Linked DNA regions of Homo sapiens: region 2 is linked to region 1. A link is a loop called in an ENCODE intact Hi-C map of the cell type or tissue named here. Cell type or tissue: PC-9. All regions are shown on one strand. Links, peaks and the distances in the headings refer to the core of each region. The heading gives the core; the rest is flanking DNA.

Evidence for each region. Hi-C counts contacts between places; a loop is a spot of excess contacts. Peaks named below come from ENCODE experiments on the same cell type or tissue, not always from the same donor. Only the 100,000 strongest peaks of a DNase experiment are listed, where the experiment ranks them.
Region 2: a loop joins it to region 1, with 2.9 times the contacts of the local background. A loop is called at or near these places in 2 of 110 quality-filtered maps.

Annotation. Positions count from the first base shown.
Region 1 is chr9:72,279,429-72,282,341 of GRCh38, reverse strand. No RefSeq gene overlaps it. Among named protein-coding and RNA genes, the nearest start is that of LINC01504, 25 kb to the left of the region's middle. In PC-9, for the core only: a CTCF peak has its summit at 1,218 (motif pointing left); a DNase peak (open chromatin) is centred at 1,211.
Region 2 is chr9:72,541,874-72,544,786 of GRCh38, reverse strand. The region is part of intron 1 of TMC1 (transmembrane channel like 1); the gene reads right to left. Among named protein-coding and RNA genes, the nearest start is that of TMC1, 22 kb to the right of the region's middle. In PC-9, for the core only: no CTCF peak of the experiment used is centred there; DNase peaks (open chromatin) are centred at 1,656 and 2,186; H3K27ac peaks cover 2,284 bases.

The DNA.
Region 1 (2,913 bases), core at 242-2,741:
TTGTTTTGTCTCCAAGTTACCAATGACTTTCTGAATGTTACCTTTAGAGTCATTTAAAACACATTTGTAGGCCTTTATATATTGAAAGATGGCTCCCTAATCTGTATCAAATTTTCCTTTCTACAGGTTAAATATCACCAGTTTCTTTACCTGATGCTGCTTTGTCATGCAGCTTGGTCTCAGATGATTCTTAGATGGTCCCAATGAACATATTCCAGTGTTTTCATTGGAAAGAAGAGACTCTAGATGAAGCGGGGATACAAGCAAAATTTAAAGGCAATTTTCTAGCCATAATGAGAGATATGTGTTTAAAATTCAGGATACTGAGTTCTAGAGGGTTCTAGCCACATTGGGTGAGGGCCATGCTTACTCTACACTCCCACGAAGTATACTTAGCTTTAGGCTCCTTTTACCTGAAATATGTAGGCCCAGGTGACCTCTTCTCTCAGGTAACTGTTTCTCAAAACCATGTCCTCAGAACACCTGGATTAGAATCACCTGGGGTCCTCTTAGAAATGCTGATTCATGAGTCTCACCTTAGTCCTATGAAATCAACAGCTTTTGTGGTAGGGACAGCGGAAGCTACTTTATTTTTTCTTGAGACAGAGGCTCGCTCTGTCCCCCAGGCTGGCGTGCAGTGGCGAGATCTCGGCTCATTGCAAGCTCCACTTCCCAGGTTCCGTCATTCTCCTGCCTCAGCCTCCCCAGTAGCTGGGACTACAGACGCCCGCCACCACGCCCGGCTAATTTTTTGTATTTTTAGTAGAGACGGGGTTTCACCGTGTTAGCCAGGATGGTCTGGATCTCCTGACCTTGTGATCTGCCCGCCTCGGCCTCCCAAAGTGCTGGGATTACAGGCAAGAGCCACGCGCCCGGCCAGAAGTTACATTTAAACAAACTGCCCAGGTGGTTCTGCTGAATATGAAGGGGGAGAACCATGGTTCTAGCCTGTACTCTCGGATCTCTGCTTGTCTTGCTCTTTATTGCACCAACTGAATGGGAATAATAGGAAAGCTCAACAAAGAAAAATGTCAACTGCTTCAGGAATTCTAAGAGGGAGAGCGAGGAACAGAAAAAGAAGGAGAACAAAAAGGAGGAGGAAAAGAAAAACTTTCATTCCTTTTCTTATAACCCAAGATCCCCCTTCCCTAATGTTGTAGCTCCTGCAGGTACTTAAAATTTGGCCTCAGCTGCAGCAGCCTGCGGGTGTTGGCGTAAAGGACCTCGCGCTCCCTCTAGAGGCCGACAGTAATAAGGGCAGGGAGAACTGAAGGGTAGTTGAAAGTGAGGTGAAAAGAGACGCTTGTTAACTAACTCCCTTGGCATCATTCACTCTACAGTCTTCTAGCACATCAGTTCTCAAAGTGTGGCCTGGGGAACCCAAAGAAGGGTCCACAAAGTCAAAACTATTTTCATGATAATATAAAAATTTGCCTTTTTTATTCTCATTATGAATATAGAGATTTCCAGAGGCCACATGACATGCTGCACTCCCAACAGATGGAATATAGAAGCAGATATGAGAATCCAAGCTTTTTTTTTATTAAACCAGGCATTAAAGTTATTTAAAAACAATGTAGCTGAGCGCGGTGGCTCATGCCTGTAATCCCAGCACTTTGGGAGGCCAAGGAGGGTGGATCATTTGAGGTCAGGAGTTCGAGACCAGCCTGACCACATGGTGAAACCCCGTCTCTACTAAAAACACACAAAAAATTAGCCGTGCATGGTAGTGCATGCCTGTAGTTCCAGCTACTCAGGAGGCTGAGGCAGGAGAATAGCTTGAACCTGGGAGGTGGAGGTTGCAGTGAGCCAAGATCACACCACTACACTCCAGCCTGGGTGACAGAGTAAGACTCTGTCACAAAAAATAAATAAATAAATAAAAAATAACAGAAAAAAAAGCTGCTGTTCTAGTTTTTTGAAAATATAGCTATTTCTCATTTTTAAAAAATGTTATTTATATTAACATATAATAGGTTTGTTATTACTTTTAAGTGAATGAATTAAACTTTTTGTTTTAACTTCTAATACAGTAAATATCTAAATATAATCGACATGAACAAAAACTCTGGGCTCCTCAATAATTTATTTTTTTGAGACGGAGTCTCTGTCGCCCAGGCTGGAGTGCAGTGGTGTGATCTTGGCTCACTGCAAGCTCCACCTCCCGGGTTCACGCCATTCTCCTGCCTCAGCCTCCCAAGTAGCTGGGACTATAGGCGCCTGCCACCACACCTGGCTAATTTCTTTGTATTTTTAGTAGAGATGGGGTTTCACCATGTTAGTCAGGATGGTCTCGATCTTCTGACCTTATGATTCACCCGCCTCAGCCTCCCAAAGTGCTGGGATTACAGGCGTGAGCCACCGCACCCGGCTCCTCAATAATTTTTAAGAGAGGTGAGGGGTTCTAAGTTTAAAAAGTCTGAGAATCACTGTCTTCAAACTTGGCTGCCCATTGGAATCAACATAGGAAGCTTGAAAAAAATACTGGTGCCTGGATTCCACGCCCAGAGATCCCTATATAATTGTTCTGGTGTTTAGCCAGGGTATTGAGAAGTTTTTAAGCTCTCAGGTGGTTCTAATGAGCAGCCAAGGCTAAGAACCACAGCGCTCGTCTAAGGATATTATGGATGTCAAAACAAACACGGCCATGGCTAAGGATGGAGAAAGCAAATATGGTCCATAACAGCAAATACAGACAGAAGAGCAGGAAAGAGTGGACTATCATGTTACCCCAAAAGTACAACAGGACAAAGGAGATATTTTGTAGCTCTAGTAATCAGACAAAAAGTTTTTCTCCTGCCAAGGATGTTGGATTTATTCATACACCACTGCTTCACCAGCTGGGGAAAAGGAAACTAGGTTAAAATGCCACCTAGGTGAGGATTTGAGCAGTTTGGGAGACATAAAGTAATA
Region 2 (2,913 bases), core at 220-2,719, 260 kb before region 1:
GTAAAAAGGCTGGGAGCGCTGGCTCATGCCTGTAATCCCAGCACTTTGGGAGGCCGAGGTGGGAGGATCACCTGAGGTCAGGAGTTCAAGATCAGCCTGGCCAACACGGCAAAACCCCATTTCTACTAAAAATACAAAAATTAGCCGGGTGTGGTGGCAGGTGCCTGTAATCCCAGTTACTCAGGACGCTGAGTCAGGAGACTCACTTGAACCCAGGAGGTGGAGGTTGCAGTGAGCCGAGATTGCACCACTGCACTCCAGCCTGGAAAACAAGAGCAAGACTTTCTCACAAAAAAAAAAAAAAAAAAGTTAAAAAATCAACAACAAAGGGAAGGGCTAAGATCAGTCCACCTGGAAGAAGCAGCAAGCTCAAAGACCTTGAGTTAGGAAAGAATGTGGGGTGTTTGAAGAATTAAGATGAGACAAACATGGCTTGAGTGAAGTGGATATACCTTGAGGGGCCTGGTCATATGACACCTTATAGGCTCTGGACATGAATTTAAACTTTATGTTAAGCACAAAAAGAAACTATTGAAGTGGCTGGGTGCAGTGGCTCACACCTGTAATCCCAGCACTTTGGGAGGCCGAGGCGGGTGGATCACAAGCTCAGCTGTTCGAGACCAGCCTGACCAACATGGTGAAACCCATTTCTACTAAAAATACAAAAAATTATTGAGGTGTGGTGGCACATGCTGTAGTCCCAGCTACTTGGAAGACTGAGGCAGAAGAATCACTTTAACCCGGGAGGCAGAGGTTGCAGTGAGCCAAGATCACGCCACTGCACTCCAGCCTGGGTGAAAGAACGAGACTCCATCTCAAAAAAAAAAAAAAAAAGAAAGAAAGAAAAAGAAAAAGAAACTATTGAAGCATTTTAGGAAGGAAAGTCACTGGGTGTGGTGGCACATGCCTGTATTCCCAGCTACTTGGGAGGCTAAGATGAGAGGATCTCTTGAGCCCACGAATTAGAGACCAGTCTGGGCAACACAGAGAGACCCTTCTCTTAAAAAATTTAAAAGTTAAAAAATAAAAAAAGATTAAGCAGGACAGTGGTGTGATCAAACTTTATATATATATGGCCTCCCAGGTTCAAGCAGTTCTGCCTCAGCCTCCCAAGTAGCTGGGATTACAGGCACCCACCACCATGCCCAGCTAATTTTTGTATTTTTAGTAGAGACAGAGTTTCACCATGTTGGCCAGGCTGATCTCAAACTCCTGACCTCAGGTGATCCTCCCACCTTGGCCTCCCAAAGTGCTGGGATTACAGGCGTGAGCCACTGTGCCTGGCTCAAACTTACATTTTTAAAAGATAATTCTGGCTGCATTGCAGAAAATTGATCAGAGGGGAGTCAGAGTGAAAATATGAAGACCAATAAGAAGGTTATTCCAATAATCTATAAGGGAAGTGGTTGTAGCTCTGGACAGACTAGTAGCAGGGGAGATGGGAAGAAGTACATAGACCTGAGATGCAGGAGATAGATCTGGGAACTAAATTTAAGGAAGAACAGATAGGATTTGCTCATGGGGTAGATGGAAGAAGTAAACAAGGAAGAGGAACCAAGGAAAAGTTCCCAATTTCTGGCTTAAACAATTAGTGGATGGTGAGGTCACTAGTTGAGATGGGAGAGAAACTAGTTGAATGAGAAAAATCACTGTGTCAAGGCTCAAAGGCAACCTTACAAGATGAAATGTAAACATAAAGATAAAATGTAACATGACACCTTCTTTTTTTAAAAAAAATTATCACATAGAAAAAAACAAGTGAAGGTCTAGTGCATATTTTCATTTTACACATTAGAAAACTGAGGCCTAGCTGGGTGCGGTGGCTCATATCTGTAATCCCAGCACTTTGGGAGGCCAAGGTGGGTGGATCATGAGGTCAGGAGTTCGAGACCAGCCTGGCCAAGATAGTGAAACCCCCATCTCTACTAAAAGTACAAAAATTAGCTGGGCGCGGTGGCAGGCACCTGTAATCCCACCTACTCGGGAGGCTGAGGCAGAAGAATTGCTTGAACCCGGGCGGCAGAGGTTGCAGTGAGCTGAAATCATGCCATTGCACTCCAGCCTGGGCAATAGAATGAGACTCTGTCTCAAAAAAAAACAAAGGAAGAAAGCTGAGGCCTGAACAGTAAAGATGACTTGCTCAATGAGTCAGTGCCTGGATCAGAATTCTTTTTTTTCTTTTTCTCCCCCCTAGGCTGGAGCGCAGTGGCACAATGTCAGCTCACTGCAACCTCTGCCTCCCGGGTTCAAGTGATTCTCCCACCTCAGGCTCAGGAGCAGCTGAGATTACAGGTGTGTGCCACCACACCCAGTTAATTGTTTATTTTGAGACAGAGTCTTGCTCTGTCGCCCAGGCTGGAGTGCAGTGGCGCTACCTCAGCTCACTGCAACCTCCACCTCCTAGGTTGAAGTGATTCTCCTGCCTCACCCTCCAAGTAGCTGGGACTTCAGGCACATGCCACCACACCCGGCTAATTTGTGTATTTTTAGCAGAGACGGGGTTTCACCATGTTAGCCAGGATGGTCTCCATCTCCTGACCTCAGGTGATCCTCCCACCTCAGCCTCCCAAAGTACTGGAATTACAGGCACGAGCCACCGCGCCGGGCCCTTTTTTGTGTGTATTTAGTAGACATGGGGTTTCAACAAGTTGGCCAGGTTAGTTTCAAACTTCTGGCCTCAAGTGATCCACCCACCTCGGCCTCCCAAAGTACTGGGATTACAGATGTGAACCACCACGCCCGGCCTCTTAGGTCAAATTCTTTGGCTCTAGTATTGCAAATACCTCACCCAGATTTTTTATTTTTGGTTTTTTGTGTTTTTTTGTTTTTGTTTTTTAACAATCCTTTCTCTTACATCCTCTTTCAGTTTTTCAGCTATGTGTGCTAATAGAGCTTATGACCTCACTTCTTCCT